2 separate regions of the Homo sapiens genome follow, and region 2 is linked to region 1. The links are chromatin loops, found by intact Hi-C in ENCODE. Cell type or tissue: A673. All regions are shown on one strand. Each heading gives the region's core, and the rest is flanking DNA. Links, peaks and the distances in the headings are about the cores only.

Region 1 (10,488 bases), core at 1,408-9,407:
GGGTCTTCAAGAGTTCCATACAAATTTTAGGATTATTTTTTCTATTTCTGTGAAAAATGTCATTGAAATTTTGATAGGTATGCATTTAATCTGTAGATTGCTTTGAGTAGTATGGACAGGTTAACAATATTAATTCTTCCAATCTGTGAACGTGGAATATCTTACCATTTATTTGTGTCTTTTTTTTCATCAATGTTTATAGTTTCAGTGTACAAGTCTTTCAGTTCTTGGTTAAATTTATTTTTAACTTTTTAAATGTTTTGTAGCTATTGTGAATGGCATTTTAAAAATTTCTTTTTCAGATAGTTCATTGTTAGTATATGGAAATGCTACTAATTTTTGTATGTTATTTTTGTTTCCTACAACTTTATTGAATTTCTATATTAGTTTTAACAGTTTTTTGGTAGAGTCTTTAATTTTTTAAAATATATTGTAATACTATGTTTTCTTCAAACAGAGAGACATATTTTCACTACTTCCTTTCTAATTTGAATGCCCTTTATTTCTTGCTCTTTTCTAATTGCTCTGGCTAAAACTTCCAGTACTATGTTGAACAGATGTGGCAAGAATGGGCATCTTTGTCTTGTTCCTGATCTTGGAGAAAGTGCTTTCAACTTTTCATTGTTGAGTTTGATGTTAGCTGTGGTTTTGTCATATATGGCCTTTGTTGTGTTGAGGCACATTCCTTCTATACTTAATTTGTTGAGAATTTTTATTATGAAAGAATTTTGAATTTTGTCAAATGCCTTATCTCCATCTATTGAGATGATCATATGGTTTTGTCTTTCATTCTGTTAATGTTGTGTATCATATTTATAGATTTGCATATGTTGAGCCATCCTTGCACCCCACGAATAACTCCCACTTGATCATGGTGAATGATTCTTCTAATGTGCTGCTGAATTTGGCTTGCTAGTATTTTGATGAGGGTTTTTGCATCTATGTTCATCAGGAATATTGGCCTATAATTTTCTTTTTTTTTTTTTAATAGTGTCCTTGTCTGACTTTGGTTTCAGGATAACTCTGGGCTCATAAAATGAGTTTGGAATTATTCACTCTTTTTCAATTTTTTGTAAGAATTTGAGAAAGATTGCTATTACCTCTTCTTTAAATGTTTGGTAGACTATGAAGTCAAGCCATCAGGTCCTGAGCTTTTCTTTGATGGGAGATTTTTGACTACTGATTCAGTCACCTTACGCATTATTGATCTGTTCAGATTTTCTGTTTCTTCATAATTCAACCATGGTAGGTTTTATGTTTCTGGGAATATATCCATTTATTCTACATTGTTCTATTTGTGGCATACAATTGTTCATAGCAGTCTTTTATAATCATTGTATTTCTGTGATATCAGTTGTAATGTCTCCTCTCTCATTTCTGAGTCCTTTTTCCAAAGTCTAGCTAAAGGTTTGTTGATTTTGGCTATTTTTTCAAAAGTTTTCTTGATCTTTTCTATTGATTTTCTAGTGTCTATTTTGTTTTTTCTGCTCCAATCTTTATTATTTCCTTCTTTCTACTTAATTTCTTTTTTTTCTAGTTCCTTGAGGTATAATATTAAGCTGTTTATTTGAGATCTTTTTTTGATGTAGGCATTTATTACTACAGACTTTCCTCTTAGAACTGTTTTTGCTTCATGACGTAAGTTTTGGTATGTTGTGTGTCCTTTTTCATTTGTCTCAAGTATATTTTGGTTTCCCTTTTAATTTCATCTTTAACCCATTAGTTGTTCAGGAGCATGTTGTTTAATCTCTGTTTTTGTGAAAGTTTCAAATTCCTCCTGCAATTCATTTCTAGTTTCATACTATTTGGGTTGGAAAAGATACTTGATATGGTTTCAGTCTTCTTACATTTGTTAAGTCTTGTTTTGTGACCTAACATATGATCTATCCTGGATTATGTTCCATGTGCACGTGAGAAGAATGTGTATTTTGCTGCTGTTTGAATGGAATGTTCTGTTTATGTCTATTAGGTCCATTTGGTCTAAAGTGTTGTTTAAGTCATGTTTCCATATTTTTTTCCATCTGGATGATCTGCCCATTGTCAAAAGTGGGTTATTGAAGTCCACTACTATTATTGTATTATTGCCTATGTCTCCCTTTACAACTATCAATATTTGCTTTCTATATTTAGGTGCTTGTATGTCTCTTGCTGTCTTACTTTGTGATTAGGTGATTTTTCTCTATGGCATACTTTGATTCCTTTGTTGTTGTTGTTTTTGAGACACGGTTTCGCTTTGTCGCCCAGGTTGGAGTGCGGTGGCATGATCTCGGCTCACTGAAACCTCTGCCTCCCAGGTTCAACCAATTCTCCTGCCTCGGCCTCCTGAGTAGCTGGGATTACAGGTGTGCACTACCATGTCTGGATAACTTTTGTATTTTTAGTAGAGATGGGGTTTTACCATGTTGGCCAGGCTTGTCTTGCACTCCTGACCTCAAGTGATCTGCCTGCCTCGGCCTCCCAAAGTGCTGGGATTACAGGCACGAGCCACCATGCCCAGCCTGATTCCTTGCTTTTTGTCTTTTATGTATCTACTGTAGGGTTTTGCTTTATTGTTACCATGAGGCTTACATAAAATATTTTATAGTTATAACAGTCTATTTTAAGCTGATAATTTAACTTTGATTGCATACAGAAACTCTATACTTTTACCCCACATCATCCACATTTTGTTTTTAGTGTCACAATGTACATCTTTTTATATTTGTATCCCTTAAGAAATAATTATAGCTATTATTATTTTTTAGTAGTTTTGTCTGTTAACCTTCATCTCCTGTGAAGGTATTTTTGTGCATGGGTAGCTATTCTAATTGATGTTTCTATGGAGGGACAAGCACTAGAAAGTCCTATTCTGCCATGTTGCTGATGTCACTTGCTCAATATTTTTTATTATTATTAGCTCAGTTATATTATTTTCTTCATCTAAAAAATATGAATTCAAAACTTTGTATTGGATTTTGATTTTAAAGAATGGTTGAGCTATCCTTGATTTCATTCCACTTGTTCTTGCAAAATCACATAAACATGAATTCCAGTGTTTGCACGTGAATGCATGCATGCATGCATGCATTTGGTGAAGGGAGGAGAGGAGGGCCTAACATTTATTGAACATTACATACCAGACACCTTGCTAGTGTTGTTTATTTTTAATAGTGGAAAAAGCTATAGAGACTATTTCTGAAAATATTTTTGAGGCTAGATATGAAATTTTCAACAGAACTACAAACAATTCTGCTGAAAGAAAGGGCCATCCTCCTGAGGAATTCAAGACTGACTTCAGTCTGGATTTAGATTTAACTTTAAATTCTCTGCTAAAGACATGACCTTCAACTTTTTTTTTCCAAGAAATGTTTTCGACAGCCTGTAAAACAAATTCAACTCACGTGAGAATGTAAATCAAGTTAGGATATGAAATCACATATGTTACTTTCTGGCTCCCTAGAAGTTTGACAGCAGAGTTTAGGTTGCAACAAGCTTCGAGATACCCGAGAAGACCTTTCATTTCAAGGTCTGAAATGATTAAATGATTAAAATTGCTCTTTAATAATTAAACATGCCATCTGTATAAGGCAGAGGGTGACCTTTCACCCATGGTCTCTCAGGCTGTTCTAGAATTTCTGCAGTTGGCACATATGGTATCAGAAATCCATTGCTATTCTTCCTTTGAAATATTAGAAGAGCAGACTTAGAGCAGCTGTTTTTGTGCTGCCAGATTTCATTGAAATGTGGGTTTTAAAAGCCCTTGGCTTGTCATTTTGAGTTAGCTTACCTTAATCACAAATCTCACCATAATATAATTCAAGTGATGCCTGAAACTCAATACAGCAGAACATTTGCTGAACAATGCACTTAGCAATAATAACCAAGCAAAATGTACATTTTTCACTGAAATATCATTTTCATGTTATTTGTGCCCTCAAAAATGTCTAATAGATTATAAATGCTCCTTTTTCCATAACAACAAAATACCAAGGAAACAATCTTGAGTCATCATGCTCTCTTTCCCCAAGTTGGAAATATACAAGAGAATATGACATTTGGAGATCTGCTAGACTATCTGCTTTAGGATTTCAAGACTGATAGTACTACTAAAAAATTGATGCAACCCTGTCATTAAGCCAACTGTAGTAATTAGACTGCAGTTGATGAGTATACTTGTATGTTTGTCTTAAATGTCATATCAGACAACTTCCACAGTTTAGTGATTGACAGTTATAATGGTCAGAACAAAGGAACACCAGTCATCATAAACATAATTTCTCTGTGTCTGGGGGAAGGAGGTATAGACCCTGGCTGTAACAGTACTTGCTAATTAAACTGTAGTATACTGGAGACTTTTAATCTGCCTGCCTTCAACAGGCTGTTTGTTTATTAAAGTTCAACTGTTGGACTACATTCAAGGGCTTTCAGTGTTGACTTTAGTACTACTTTTGAAGATAAACATAACTCTTCACTTTCATTTAAAGCCTTTGTAAGAACTTTTAACGCTGAAAGAAAAGATAAGTGAGCTATTATTATTCTTAAAATATACTTCAAATTTTATTTTTAAAAGGCAAACTGTGGGGATTTTTCTCTTATTATTTAAATTTGTTTCTCATATAAACATATAGCCAGGAATCAGGAAAAATGATCTTGTTTGCTTTATTGTTGTATTTATTGTATTCAGGATTGGAATTTAATGTATTGAATTTCGATGGAATTCATTGGGCATAAGGCATAACATAAAATAGAGTACAGTTGCCATTTTTTCCTCCAGCAAAATTTTAAGTCATGGAGATAAATAATGAGTATTCATTTATTTATTCAAAAATATGTATTTATTAGTTCCTCTTAAGTACATTTTTTTGTGTTGGAATACTTACAACCATGGATGAGACATTTAAGAACTCAATCTGTACATAAAATAGAAGAGAGGACAATTCATTTTGTGAAGGGAAGTTATGCTAACTATTCACTAGCTGCTATGATTTCGTCATGTCCCCCAAAGTTATGTGTTGGAAATTTAATTCCCAATGCAACAATGTTGAGAGGTGGGACCTTTAAGAGGTGATTAGGTCATGAGGGGTCTGCCCTTATGAATGGATTAATGCCATTATCTAGGGAGTCGGTTAGTTATCATGGGAGTAGGTTCCTAATAAAAAGGAGTTTGGCTCCCTTTCTTCTCTCACATGTGTGCTTTCTTCCCCTTCTGCCTTCTACCACGGGACGATGCAGCAAGAAGGCCCTTAACCTTGGACTTTCTAGCCCCCAGAACTGTGAGCCAAATAAATTTCTGTTCATTATAAATTACCTAGCCTCAGGTATTTCACTATAGCAGTACAAAACAGATCAAGACACTGGCTAACCCTCCAAATTCATTCTCCATCCTTCTCTGCCCTACGTCGACCTACAGATTGCATTATCTGAGTTTCTTTGCTCCTCTGACTTTGGGAGAATAGATAGTAGGAGAAGAGAAAGATTTGGGTATTTATTCCCCCTACTCGCTCAGCCAAACTATGTTTCCTTTACCTTATGACCACAGCTTCTTTTGGGCAATCCTTCAGTTCTCTCTGATTTCAGCCCTTCCATTCCCTGCTCTGTCTCTTCAGTTGCAGGGATGGTAATAGCTTCTCTTCGTTGTTAGTCACTGGGTGCTTCACCGTCCTTGGTTATTGTTACTCTTGACACACCTCTGTATTTAGTCCCTTCATTGAATTCTCTTCAATTAACCTTCCTGCTGGGCTGCTTACTGTCACAGACAGGAATATGGAAGGTAAAGGAAGAGAATACAGGGATTTCTTTACCTTCAAATTTTCAGCACGTAGATCGTGATAGATCTGAACAAAGCTACTATCCAGATAAAAAACATGCAATTTCTGTTGCTGCCAACAGATGGCATTAGTAGTCATAGTTGGTTATTTGGGGCCATGAAGTGTTCCGTTCTTGACTCTGTTAGCTGCTTTTCTCTATTTTTAGAAAATGTTTTACAAATATTAACTCCATCCACACCTGATAAATGCAAAACAGTAAGAGTATTGGGAAAAGCTATTTTAGCAGGCATACATTTGTTTATGATAAAGCCAAGAATAGAGATTATTCAAAACAGATGGAAAATAGAAAGAAAAGAACAAAGTTTGCATATGCACAAAGAATGAACTTTTGAAAACAGGAATAATTTTAAAGGGACAGAAAAGCATTGTGTCTAATTGTTATGGACTGAATTTTGTCCTCTCAAAATTCATTTATTGATGGACTAATCCCTAATGTGGCTATATTTGGAGATAGGGCTTTGAGGAGTTAATTAAGGTTAAATGAAGTCACAAGAATGGGGCCCTAACCCAATAGAACTGGTGTCCTTATGGGAAGAGGAAAAGACAACGGGAGTATATGTGCACAGAAGAAAGACCACGTGAGGACACAGCAAAAAGGTGGCCCTCTGTGAGCCAAGGAGAGAAACCTCAGGAGAAACCAACCCTGCCAGCAATTTGATCTTGGACTTTTAGCCTCCAGAGAAGTAAATTTGTGAAAAATAAATTTCTGTTGTTAAAGCCACCCAATCTGTGGGATTTTGTTATAGCACCCCTAGCAGACCAATACACAAACCCGTGGACAGTAATCCCCAAGAGACTAAGTGACTAAAGCAATGAAAAACATAGTATTTGCATGTGTGGCTAAAGGCTCAGTATTAATATCAAATGCTTATTAGCATTAGGAGAGGGCTAGGAACTTGTTCCAAAACTGAAAATGCGGAATGACCCTGGTGGCGTCTCCCATAGCTGACTGGATGGTTATCGATGCTATGAATCCAATTAGGAAAACAGGGGAAAGAACGAATTTGATGGGGAAAATGAGTCTGACTTGGGGCATACTGAGTTTGAGTTGTCTTAAGGACATTCAAGTAGAGACTTCTGAAAGAACTTGGAATATTAGACCAGAATTAAGGTGATAAATGATTTGGGGATAAAAATTCAATTGACACATATGGTTGGGTTTTAGTTTTAGTTTTTCTGAGACAGGGTCCCACTCTGTCACCCAGGCTGGAGTGCAGCATTGTGATCTCGGCTCACTGCAACCTCGGCCTCCCGGGCTCAAGCAATCCTCCCTCCTCAGCCCCCCAAGCAGTTGGGACTATGGGTACCCACCACCACGCCTGGCTAATTTTTATGTATTTTTTGTAGAGACAGGGTTTTGCCATGTTGCCCAGGCTGGTCTCGAACTCCTGGACTCAAGCGACCCGCCTGCCTCAGTCTCCCAAAGTGCTGGGATTACAGGCATGAGCCACAGTGCCTGACCTAAAACATATGTATTGAGCACCTACTGTGTGCTAGGCACTGTCTAATGCTTAGGTTACCTCAGTGAACAAAAGAGGCAAAAACCCCTATCTCATGGAGCTGAAATTCTACTGGACAGGAGAAAGAAAAAAACAAAAAGCAATAACATAATGAGTATGTTATACAGTATTTTAGGAGACAATTCAATGCCTTAGGGCAACAGAGCATGCCAAGGGAATTGGAGATGCTGGTGTGAGGAGGTACAGGTTGCAATATTCTCTAACGTCATTCAGATTAGGTCTCATTGAGAAGATGGCATTTGAACAAAGACTTGAAGGTAAAAGAGGTAGCCGAGGGGCTGTCTGAAAAAAGTGTGGTCCAGGAGAGGGAATAAACACTGTAAAGGCCCTAGGGTGACAGCATGCCTGGTGTATCAGAGAGACAGCAAAGATTCCAGCAAGGCTGTAGCCTAATGAAAGAAGAGGAGAGTAATAGTAGATGATGACAGAGGCACAAGGTGGAGGAGGTGTCAGGTCACTCAGGCTAAGTCTTTTGTAAGGAGTTTGGGTATTACTCTGAGTGAAATGGAAGCTTCCAAATAGAGGTGTTACCAGGTCTTTCATTTTAAAATAATTACTGGCTGCTGTATTACCAATAAGCAGTGAGAAGAAGGAAGGGCAAGGGTGGGAGCAAGGAGACCAGTTGGGGCACAATTGCAGTAACAGAAGAGGAGGTAGAAGTTTGCTAATTCGAAGGTAGAGGTGATTTACTAATGAACTATATGTGGAGTTTCAGAGAATTAAAGGAATCAAGGATGACTTCAAGAGTTTTAAACTGGGAAACAAGAAGGATAAGAAAATGGATTAAAGAAAAGATCATAACTTTCAAAAGTATTGAGATGTTTGTTGCCATCTATTTGCATATGTTGAATAGGCATTCTGATATGTTTGACTGGATATTAGGAGTGAGGTTCAAGCTAAAAATATAAATTTGGGAGTGAGCAGCACGTGGATGGTATTTACAGCCATGCTATTAATTGAGATTACCAAGATAATGAATGTACTTAGAAAAGAAAATCAAGGATTCAGTCGGGGTCACGCCAATAGTAACAGTTCTTGGAGAAAAGGAGCATCCAAAAAACAAGACTGAGTAGGAGCAACCAGAGAAGTAGGAGGAAATTTAAGAGAGCATGGTGAACTGGAAGCCAAGTGAAAAAGATATCAAGGAAGATGGTATGATAAATTGCACCAGATGGTGTTAATAAGTCAAGGAAGATGATGGCTGAGATTTGATCTCCATGTGCTACACTGAGGTTAGCACATGGAGGTCATTAATGTCCTTGACAAGAGCAATTTTGTTTTTTGTGTATCCATTGTATGCTTTTTGGTTTGAGGTTACCACGAGGCTTGCAAATTCTATCTTATAACCCTTTGTTTTAATCTGATAACAACTTTACACTGTTTGCGTAAATAAACAAGCAAAAAGAACACTGATAAAATCTCTACACCTTAACTTTATCCCCCTGCTTTTTAACTTTTTGTTGTTTCTATTTATATCTTATTGTATTGACTATATCTTGAAGTGTTGCAGTTTTTTTTTTTTTTTATTGGTTCATCATTTAGTCTTCCTACTTGGGATAAGAGTAGTTTACACACCACAGTTACAGTGTTATGATATTCTGTGTTTTTCTGTGTTCTTATTTTACCAGTGAGTTTTGTATCTTCAGGTGATTATGTGTTGCTTATTAATGTCCTTTCTTTCTGATTGAAGTACTACTCCCTTTAGCATTTCTTGTAGGACAGGTCTGGTATTGATGAAATCCCTCAGCTTTTGTTTGTCTTAGAAAGTCTTTATTTCTCCTTCATGTTTGAAGGATATTTTCACTGTATATACTATTCTAGGATAAAAGGTTATTTTCCTTTAGTACGTTAAATATGTCAGCCGGGCGTGGTGGCTCACGCCTGTAATCCCAGCATTTTGGGAGGCAGAGGCCGGCGGATCACGAGGTCAGGAAATCGAGACCATCCTGACTAACACGGTGAAACCCCGTCTCTACTAAAAAAAAAAAAAAAAATACAGAAAAAAATTAGCCCGGCGTGGTGGCCGGCGCCTGTAGTCCCAGCTACTTGGGAGGCTAAGGCAGGAGAATGGCGTGAACCCAGGAGGCGGAGTTTGCAGTGAGCAGAGTTCGCACCACTGCACTCTGGTCTGGGCGACAGAGCAAGACTCCGTCTCAACTAACTAACTAACTAACTAACTAACTAACTAACTAACTAACTAACTAAATATGTCATGCCAATCTCTCCTGGCCTGTAAGGTTTCCACTGAGAAAGTTTCGACTTAGAAAAGTCTGTTGTCAAGCGTATTGGAGCTCCATTGTAGGTCATTTGTTTCTTTTCTCTTGCTACTTTTAGGATCCTTTGTTTATCCAAGAGCCATTTTGGTGGAGTGTGGGGGAAAAGTCTGATTGGAGAGGGTTTAAGAGACAGTTGGGGCCAGGTGTGGTGGCTCATGCCTGTAATTCCAGAACTCTGAGAAGCCGAGGTGGGTGGATCACCTGAGGTCAGGAGTTCGAGACCAGCCTGGCCAACATGGTAAAACCCCATCTCCATTAAATACAAAAATTAGCTGGGCGTGGTGGCACACACCTGTAGTTCCAGCTACTCAGGAGGCTGAGGCAGGAGAATCACTTGAACTTGGAAGGTGGAGGTTGCAGTGAGCCGAGATCCACCACTGCACTCCAGCCTGGGTGAGAGAGCGGGACTCTGTCTCAAAAAAACTAAAAAAAAAAAAAAAAAAAGAGAGAGAGAGAGAGAGAGAAAGAGACAATTGGATGAGCATTGAAGTAAATAATCAAGAATTCTCTTGAAAAATTTTCTGCCAAGGGGAACAATGAAGTGATTGCTAGTTAAGGAAGTGGCATTAGGACAAGGTATATAAGTGTTTTTAAAGACAGGATCAACAACAGCATGTTGATATATTGTGGGGAATGATCCTATAGAGACTGAAAAATGAGGGATGCAGAAGAGCAAGAAGAAAGTTGCTGGAGCAGTATTGTTGGGAAGATGAGTAGGGTGAGATCTAGTGCCCTCAGGCGGTGTATAGGGAAAATTTTCTCTGTGTTTTTTCCTCTACTCACAACACTAATCAACGATCATCAACACAGAAGATTTTGTGACCAAATATGTGGGGCTTTATTCTCCACACTCCAAGCAGCGGACATCAGCTCAGTGTCCTCTAA
Region 2 (10,488 bases), core at 1,263-9,262, 170 kb after region 1:
GCATGGCAATAGTGGGAAAGAAGGAAGGAAAAAAAGCACAACTGAAAAGGAAAACCTGAAGTGTTCTGAATATTAGATTTTAAGGTATTAGTTGTTTTTTTAAGTTTTCTTTTTCAATTTATTAAAAAGTAGAATATGTAAGTATTGTGAATATCAGGTTTTTTTTCAGTGATTTTAAGGTAAAATTTTCACCGTCTCACACTTGATCAGAAAGTCTAGCAATTAACTTTCCCCTTGAGCATCCTGAGCCATCCCTCAGAGGTTTGATTAGGATGGCAGTTACAGTGGTGATAATGCCTTCCTGGAGTTTTCAAGCCTTTTATTTAAATCAGTGCTTATTATCTCTCACTGTTGTTTTAAAACACAGCTCCTGAACCTGAAAGTCCAGTGAAGATTTCATCTGGAAGGTTGGGTTACTGGGTGTGTGGGATTAGAGGCACAGACTGCTGTCTTCCTCTTTGTCATCATCAGAAGCCCTGAAACCCCTTTTCATGCTTGCTAAGATTAGGCAGGAGTGTCATTGCATATTTATAATACATATTTTGTAGGGCTTCATAGTTTACAAAACAATTTCATATGATATTTCAGTGAATTTTTGCAACAAAACAGCCCTGTGAAGGAGTGGACATGTAGTTTCATCTCTGTTTTGTAGAGGTGGAAATTGTACTCAGGGAAGGTAAGTGCTGTTCCCCAGGCCACAGTCTTCTGTTCTCACAGTGGAGCTTTGTCTGGGACCCAGGTTTCCTGCCCTCTCACCCTCACCCCCTTATTCTGCTTCTCCTGAAAAGGTCAGGATTTAAAGACATTGCATTCAGCATCAGATTAGGGGAGGTATGTGACCTAGAAACCCTAGCAATGTGGATTTCGAAAAGGTAGTTATTTCTTCTATTTCATAACATTAATGACAAATAATGAGTCACTTTCTAATTTTCTATTCAGACAAACGCATTTTGTTCTCTATATTCTGTGTTTCTGTGTTCTAGATTTATGGACCTGAATGCTTAAGTTTACATAGCAGTGAGAAACATAAATCCTATTTTGTATTCTTTAGGTACCTCAAGAGCCAACAGCTCAAACTGTGGAGGCAGTACTGGCAGTTTGGCTAAGAGGAAAGAGAGAGAAGTGGCTAGCAACCATCCCCTGAGAATAGGAGAAAATGAGATATTTCTGACAGTATTACAAACTGGAGCAGAGGTTTGGTGATAACAGGAAGCTGCTTATGAGAAGGATTTAGCATTAGATATGGATTTGAAACTCTGCTCCACCACTTAGTAGCTTTGTTACCATGAACAGACAGTTGCTTAATCTCCCTGAGCTTCAGCGTCCTCATCTGCGAGTGAAGGCTGTGAGGCAGTCTCATATATTATAGGGCGATAAGTCAGGATGCTGGAACCAGCTGCTTGGTGTCATAAACCTGTAGTCAGTCATATCCAGGCTCCAACACTCCTTGGCTATGTGAAGCTTAACATCTCGATGCCTCAGCTTCCTCATCTCGAACAGGAGGATGCTAATAATACTTAGCTCATAGAGTTGATAGGATCACAACAGTTTCAAAACGTGTAAAACACTTAAAACGGCGAATGGCTCATAGTAAATTCTCTACTAAAAGTTAATTGTGTCTGGGCACAGTGGCTCATAATCTCAGTGCTTCGGGAGATCAAGGAAGGAGGACTGCTTGAGACAAGCCTGGGCAATATAACAAGACCCCAGTTCTAAAAAATAAAAAAAAACCTGGCCAGGCGTGGTGACACATGCCCATTGTCCTAGCTACTCAGAAGGCTGAGGCAGTGGGATGGCTTGAGTCCAGGAGTGCAAGGCCGAAGTGAGCTGCAATGGCTTCACTGCCCTCCAGCCTGGGCAACATAGCGAGACTCTGTCTTTAAAAAAGGTTATTTTTAAGTGGAATAAGTTACGGTAGTACCTGCCATGTACATTAAGCTTTCAGTTGGTTAGTTTCTTCCTCTCCTATTTAGATGTTTTGAAGTTAAGCCTAATGAAAGCAATTCAAAAACCACTAAAATACATTTATTTTAATATTTGCATCACATTTAATTTGTGTAATTATTGATCTCTTATACCTTGGACATTCATTTTTTAAATGTAGTATTTTAAATGTAATATTTTTGCACTATTAATCACTTAAAATATTGTGTTATATCATGTCTAGGAAATTCATTATAGGCCTTTCTAAGAGAGAAGGCTTTGTGATAAAAGCCAGCTGCCCAGACATTTCCAAACCCTCCTCACCCATCCCCCAGCATGCTACAGAAGCAGCAGGCTGGCAGAGGTCCAGATTTCCTAAGTGATGGGATTGTTCCCCCGGCCAGGAATGAGAGGAATCTGCCTAGATTGGAGATGGCTTTAGCTACTTTGCTTTTCTTCGTACTCGTAGTCTTATTCCCAAACTGAATCTGACCCAGCACCATTTTCCATTATTGGAGATGTTTTAACACTGTGTGTGGAGGTCTTGCTATTTAAACAATGATTTCTGAATCTACTTTTTAATTCCATGGGAGCTTTTCCATTTTTCTTTGTACTATGGAAGAAGAACTATGAGTTAATTTTAATTTATAGTTATACCTCTGCAAATCAATACAATCTTTCTGTGACTTCCACTGGTAGCACCATTCTTGATCTGAGGCGAGTATTGGGATTGTGGTTTTACTTTCCCATTTACTTAGAGGCGGGAAGGTTTAGTTATTTGAATGCCTTAGACCAGGAAATTATTGGCTATTGTCAGTGGAATTTGTTTATCTTTTCCACCCCTACATTCCTAGGCTGTGAGAGAACTGGTCATCACTGTGATTGCACCTCAGTTTTTATCAGTTCCTCCCCCAGCGCTATTTTTATTAAATACTTGATGTTTCTCTCTTCTTTGGGTATAAATTTAGAGACCCTCAGGCAGACATTTCTGAAAGGGCTCTCTTACTCAGCTGTTGTTAAAATGAAGAGATCAATACTGCCAAGCACCTCTTTTTGTTTGGCTACCTCCAAAATTCATGTTTTCTGCAGTTATTCTCTAGGATTATCTGTGATTATCTGTAATTTCTATAATTTATCTATAGATTATAATCTAAACTGAAGATTGATGCATGTATAATTCTAATGAGCTTCTCGACCAGCACTGTTCAATAGATACATAATGCAAATTTCATGTCATTAACATTTTTCTTGTAGTTACGTTAAAAACGTAAAAGAAGCCAGGTGTTGTGGCTCAGGCCTATAATCCTAGGTCTTTCAGAGGCTAAGGTGGGAGGATGGCTTGAGCCCAGGAGTTGGAGACCAGCCTGGGCAATATAGTGAAACCTCATCTCTACAAAAAAATAAAATTAGCCAGGTGTGATGTGTGTCTGTCATGTAGTCCTAGCTGCTCCACAGGTTGAGGTGGGACGATCACTTGAGCCCAGAGTTTGAGGCTGCAGTGAGCTCTGATTGCACCATCGCACTCCAGTCTCGGTGATAGAATGAGACCCTGTCTCAAAAAACAAAACAAAACAAAAACAGCAAAAAACAAAAACAAAAACAAAACAAAAAAAGAAAAGTAAAAGAAACAGATAACTTTACTTTTATTATACTTGAAAAACCCCATATATAAAAATATAATTTGGACATTAAAGTTATTATTGAGATTTTTACTCTTATTTTGTATTGCTTTAAAAATCTGCTTGTGTACTTTATTATACATCTCAATTTAGACTAGCCACATTTCAGGTGCTCATTAGCCACATGTGGCTAGTGGCTACTATTGGTCAGCACAGATTTTTTTTTTTTGACAGGGTCTCCTTTTTTGTCCAGGTTGGGGTGCAGTGGTGCAATCATGGCTCACTGTAGTGTCACCCTCCCAAGCTCAAGTGATTTTCCCACCTCAGCCTCCCAAGTAGCTGTGATTACAGGCGCATGCCACCACACCTGGCTAAGTTTTAAAAATTTTTTGTAGAGACAGAGGTCTGACTGTGTTGCCCAGGCTGGACTCAAACTCCTGGGCTCAAGCAATCCTCGTGTTTTGGCCTCCCAAACTGCTGGGATTACAGGCATGAGCCACTGTGCCCAGCTAGCACAGATCTTTACTGTAACTTTTCTTCTTACTATAAAAAGCATTGCGTTATACTGGCAATTATTTTCCCATCAAAGTGGCCTAGAAAAGAGACATGAATCTGGCCTCATGTCTTTGCTCATAATTAACACATTTCTAGAGAGATTTCCTTTGTTAGAAAAACTAATTGTGGGATTAATGATCTCAGAACGTGAATTCAACTGTAGCACCTAAACAGGTGCTACTGAAGTCACCTAAACAGCAGGCTGAATTCTTGACCAATAGTGATAAAAACTGCTTTGTCTTATGGTAGGAGTAGCAGTCAGGACAAGACTCAGCATTTAGCGAAATCCCTGGAGGGATTCTCCCACATAGGAGCCGTGCAACTCAGTTTTATGCTCCTAAAATCTACTGCAAAGCTGTGAATGCTTTTTGTTTGTGATTTGCACTTCATTTTTTTCTTCTCAATTATTATTATTTTTTGAGACAGGGTCTTGCTCTACTAGTCCAGAGTACAAGTGGTGCAATCATGGCTCACTACGGCCTTGACCTCCCAGGGTCAAGTGATCCTCCCACTTCGGCCTCCCAAGTAGTTGGGACCACAGGTGTGTGCCACTATGCATGGCAATTTTTATTTTTATTTTTGTAGAGACGGGGTTCTGCTGTGTTGCCCAAGTTGGTCTTGAACTCCTGGACTCAAGTAATCTACCTGCCTTAGCCTCCCAAAGTGTTGGGATTACAGGCGTGAGCCACCGTGCCTGGCCAGAAAGGTGATTTTTTAGGATTCTAGCTTGTTTGCTTTCCTTCCCACCCCAAGATAACTTTTGTTATAGCAGCTTGCCTGCTTTCTGTTTCATTTTTCACCCTGATTTTTCCAGGACTCCTCAATCACTTCCAAGTGTTAAAGGCCATTACTGATTCTTAAATGTAGATGGCTATGGCTGAATTTCAGCCATTGAGGGTCCATATGATCTATTCTGCCACAGTCCTTCTCAAACTTCAGTGTGGATGTGAATCACCTGGGGATCTTGTTAAGATGAAATTTGGGCCAGGCATAGTGGCTCATGCCTGTAATTCCAGTGATTGGGGAGGCTGATGTAGGAGGATCAGTAGAGGCCAGGAGTTTGAGACCAGCCTAGGCAACATAGTGAGATACCTTGTCTCTAAAAATATATATATATTTAAAAAACAACTTAGACAGGCATGGGGTTGCGTGCCTGTAGTCCCAGTTACTCAGGAGACTCAAGGCGGGAGGATCATTTGAGTCCAGATGTTGCAGGCTGCAGTGAGTTATGATCACACCCACCACTGCACTCCAGCCTTGGCGACAGAGTGAGACCCTGACCCTTAAGAAGAGAGAGAGACAGAGAGAGAGAGAGTGAGACTGATTTGATGCAGTAGGTCTGAGATGAAAGTTTGCATTTTTCACAGACTCTCAGGTAATGTTGATGACTCTGGTCCAGAGACCACGTAGAGATCTAGTATATGATAGCAAAATGCTGCTGTCTTATACCAGCCTGCAGCAAAGACATTAAAAAAAATGTAGTGAGGTTTTCCACCAAGCTAAAAGTACTTTTTTGTTTTATATATATTTTTTTAAATTCAGAGATGATTTCATTACTGCCTCTTGCTACTACGGCAATTACAAATGATAGTTATTATTAATATTTTTAAATGACCTTTCATGGCAAAATTATACAGCTGCCAACCCTACTTATGTCTCCAAGTTAATAAAAGAATTTTAGTAGTTCACAAACTCCTCAAGTCTGATGCCACCCCACCATCTAAATTAGCAGTTTATAGCTTTCCTTCATGGCATTTATAGTATTTTGTATTGACATAATTACTTGGACAGTTGTTTAATGTCACTTTCCCCACTGTGCTCTAAGCTCTTGCTCTGTATTTTTAATCACTTTGTCCCTAGTGTCTCACTAGCACTGGGTCTGGTGTCTGTCTGTCCCTAGTCAATACTTTTAGGATGCCTTTATTCAGTGGGTCTCAGTAGGAGTGGTACTGCCCTCTAATGGAGTGTTTTGGAAATTGATGGGAACTACTGGTTGTCCCAAATAATGAAGTGTGCTACTGGTGTTTGGTGGGCAGGGGTTAAAGGGTGCCAGACATTCTGTAGTGTACAGAACAGCTAACTAAGTGAATGCTTATTTGATGCCTTTTGCAAAATCTTTGAATGTCCATGTTGGAGATTCAATTGATGAAAAACCTATTTGTAATTACCTAAACCAAAAACCTAACTTGGCTGGGTGCGGTGGCTCACACCTGTAATCTCAGTCCTTTGGGAGGCCGAGGTGGGTGGATCACTTGAGGCCGGGAGTTGGAGACCAGCCTGACCAACATGGTGAAACCCCATTTCTATTAAAAATACAAAAATTAGCCAGGCGTGGTGGCGTGCGCCTGTAATCACATCTGCTTGGGAAGCTGAGGCACAAGAATCACTTAAGCCTGGGAGGCAGAGGTTGCAGTGAGCCAAGATAGCGGCCAAGATAGTGCTACTGCACTCCAGCCTGGGCAACAGAACGAGACACTGTCTCAAACAAAACAAAACAAAACAAAACAAAACAAAACAAAACAAAACAAAACACCACACACAAAACCACAAAAAACAAAACAAAAACCCAACTCCATTTAACATTTAAAGACAACTATATTTATGTATGTCCAGTTTTAATACACATACAGTCATGCATCACTAATGATGGGGGCACATTCTGAGAAATGTGTCATGAGGCAGCTTTTTTGTTGTACAGACATCATAGAGTATATTTACACACACCTAGATGGTATAGCCTATTGCACACCTAAGCTATATGGTATAGCCTATTGTTCCTGGGCTGCCTGTATAGTATGTTACTGTAGGTAGTTGTAACACAATGGTAAGTACTTGTGTATCTAAACATAGGAAAGGTATAGTTAAAATATGATAATATAATCTTATGGGACCAGAATTATATATGAAGTTTTTGTTGACTGAAATGTCATTATGCAACACATGACTGTATTCTGAAATTTTCAGAAATGCAGCTGCTGAGTACTTCAAAAGTTGTACTTTGACTTATTAGCAACATTACAAAGTAACGTCTACCATTCTGGCAAATCCCATCCTTAGTAGCAGTGATGTTTGTGGTATTTGAATTATTATGTATATAACTGCACTAATACACGTTTGTAGGAAATATGATGGTTATGTATATGTGTGTGTGTACATACAAATTTAGCCCTTATTCTAAATTATCCAATAAAAATTGTTGAGAATATTCAGGTGAATTTTTTTTACTTTTTTAAAATCCAAATTTACCCATTAAAAGTGGTTGCAAGCATCTCACTACATCATTAAATCATTTGGTGGTGTTATCTCTGAGTATTTACATCTTGGGGTGTGTATGTGTGTGTGTGTGTGTGTGTGTGTGTGTACCTAAATCACACATATGAAAGACAATAAAAGTTAATCTCTTTTATTTTCTTTTTATATTACATTTTGGACTTTATGTTGTTTTTCTTTCTCTGCATGCATACCATCTCTGTATATTACAAACACTTACTATCAAAAGGTGGTGGTACTCTGATAGGATTCAGAACCCCCCTTCTCATGGAAGCAGCATGGAATCAAGGATTTCTGCCTTCTGGTCTTGGTTTATTTCTCTAAGCTGCTCACATAACTTTTCTGAATTTGTTGGGTGATCTACATTATCACTGATAAGGTAAGTCATGATGTGATAAGTCACAGCAGATGTTTCATGAATGACTGGACATGTAGAAAATGCCTTGCTTACATGGTGACTCTTAGCCAGGGCTCCTCAGAAAGGCAGACTGTCCACCTGAGACCCACCGTTCTGCTTCACTTGCATTTTCATTTAGGGAGAGCAGACCACCTTGGAGGAAGGGATTTGGCTAATGATAAGGTATGAGGTAGAGTGGGGAAGTATGGTAGTGGTGGGGTAGTATTAATGAGTGAATAAAAGCAGAGTATGTTTTACCTTTCTGGGAAGCAGTTAAGATCCTTAGACTAGGGGCCACTATTGTAAGGATTTTTTGACAGTTCCATGTTTATCTGTTTCTTAGTGATTAACAACCAAACCCATGAAGACTTATAGACTGGGGAGACTTTTGTGTCTTGTTCAGCAGTTGGTTTGGAGTGGACCACAAAGCTCAGAGGCAAAAGAGTAGTGCACAGTGTACACAGTTGGTACTAAGAAAGGCCCTCGGGGACTGGGTTACGAGGTTTCGCAGCAGAAAGTCCCTTCAAGCACATGATTTTAGTCTGCCTAGATCTGGCTAGAATGTTGCTCATTAATTGGAGCTAGAAAGATACAGGAAGCTCAAGGGTAAATGGCACTGGAAAAAGGTCACTGAAGGTGAATCCATTTAAGATGAAGATCAAGGAACTAGTGCATGGCTGCCATGTTGCAGCAGGACAGTAATGATGACACTGAAGGTGTTTCACCCTTCAATGCAGAAGAGAAGACAACTTAGTAGACCAAAAATGCTTCTCAGAATAGGGGATTAAAAACAATAGACCAAAAAAAAATTAGACACCCAATAGCGTAATTTTTCTGTTTACTCTTTTGAGTGCATGCAGTTATAATCCATCTTCTCTGTGAATTGCTCAGCAGCAGCTATACTGCGTGGATGGTGACAGTTCTCTTGTTGCCATGTGATTTGGGGGCAGTGAAGACTGTCACAGGTAGACTGATGGTGGACCTGCATTGGTGGAATCATACTGATGAAGATGAGAAGAACCACTGGGTGTCCAGGAAGAGCCACTGGGAGTCCAGGAAGGCATCCCCTCAAGATAACAAAACTGTCTCAGAGGCTGAATCAAGGATCTTTTGGTTGGGATTTATTGCCTGTTCAGTGCTGTGGGTGGTAATTGCCTTTAGTGCCCTCTTCTTTTTTGGAGTAAAGTGATTGGCAGTGGTTATCATGGGTGTGGCGCTGCAAGATGCCAACCTATATGGTTACATCAGGTATAAAGTTGGCAGTAGAAGGAATTTAACCAGCATGGCTATCTTGTAGCCTGGAAAGCAGTTTTTAAGACAAAACAGTAAAGATAATCTGACTTCCAGACTAGAGAGAATGCTCTTATATCTTTTATTATACTGGGGAATGAAGACATTTTTGACACCGAACCTTTTAGTGCCCAGTCCATGTTGTAATGAGGAGTGTTGGCTCTATTTTTCCACTTAAAAGCTTTACTTGTTTTAAAAAAGGAAAATTAGTTTTTATACTTTTTATTTTCTTTCCAGTAGTTGGGGCTAGAAAATATGTTGTCACTAGAAACATTGTGAAAATTTGTCTTACAGGCTGGGCACGGTGGCTCACACCTGTAATCCCAGACCTTTGGGAAGCCGAGGTGGGCGGATCACCTGAGGTCAGGAATTCGAGACCAGCCTGGCCAACATGACGAAACCCCATCTCTACTAAAAATACAGAAATTAGCTGGGTGTGGTGGCACATGCCTGTAGTCTGTAGTCTCAGCCACTCGGGAGACTGAGGCAGGAGAATTGCTTGAATCTGGGAGGTGGAGGTTGCAGTAAGCCGAGACTGTGCTACTACGCTCCAGCCTGGGCGACAAAGCGAGATTCTGTCTCAAAAAAAAAAAAAAATTGTTTTGCAGTGTACATAGGTATGCACATAGTCATATAATATCAATATGTCCCAAATTAATGAAAATGTGTTCATTTACGTAAGTATGGAGACTTTTGCATTTTGATTCATAGAACATGAGAGGATGTTAGTCTGTCTCAAAACTCTGTATGTTTACATATTATTTATGTTGACTATTTTCAGAAGTAAATTTTGCTTCCATGATAAAAGTGAGCATTTTGGCTTATGCGTAAGTTAGAAATAATTATTAATTTTTAATATGTACCTCATGGTAAAATTTCTTAGATATATGCAAACAATTAAAAACCAAATTTGGGTCAGTGGTGTTAACTAGTTTCTGAAATTTTGTTTATTTTTATTTGTAACAATTCATTGACTTAAGGCCCAATTAATACAAATGGAATCACCATAGTTTATGTTTAAGGAATACACAGAGATTGCTACTGTTCCATTTATTTTACGGTAAGGATAGACAAATTTTACCTTGGAGCTTCCTACAAGCTGTTCAGTGTTCCTTGAGCGAATAAAATCTATCTTTTGTCTCTAAAAGAGCATTATTCATATGTCATAATGACAGTAATCATTTAAATACTTGGCATAATAAATGCCTAAAAGACATTTTATTTTATAAATCTTTTTTTTTCTTTCTATGATGGGTATATTGTAAATCATGCATTTGTATTAATGGTATTTCTTAAAGCAGTAGATGTAACTGTAAACTAAATCAGTCTACAAACTATTCTAGGCACCCATAGATTCTGTTGTAGGTACTGTAAACTTTGTTGGAGACTTTAGTCGGCAGATTATGTTGTGAATATATTTGTACTTTGTTAAAA

The links. A loop is a pair of places that touch in the nucleus more often than their neighbours do. Peaks named below come from ENCODE experiments on the same cell type or tissue, not always from the same donor. Only the 100,000 strongest peaks of a DNase experiment are listed, where the experiment ranks them.
Region 2: a loop joins it to region 1, with 4 times the contacts of the local background. A loop is called at or near these places in 63 of 110 quality-filtered maps.

What each region holds. Positions count from the first base shown.
Region 1 is chr7:90,449,752-90,460,239 of GRCh38, forward strand. No RefSeq gene overlaps it. Among named protein-coding and RNA genes, the nearest start is that of PTTG1IP2, 15 kb to the right of the region's middle. In A673, for the core only: CTCF peaks have their summits at 5,849 (motif pointing right) and 6,055; a DNase peak (open chromatin) is centred at 5,880; H3K27ac peaks cover 701 bases.
Region 2 is chr7:90,623,460-90,633,947 of GRCh38, forward strand. All of the region lies in intron 2 of CDK14 (cyclin dependent kinase 14), which reads left to right. It also overlaps the pseudogene TVP23CP1. Among named protein-coding and RNA genes, the nearest start is that of CDK14, 32 kb to the left of the region's middle. In A673, for the core only: a CTCF peak has its summit at 6,059 (motif pointing left); DNase peaks (open chromatin) are centred at 2,282 and 6,032; H3K4me3 peaks cover 1,228 bases; H3K27ac peaks cover 2,677 bases.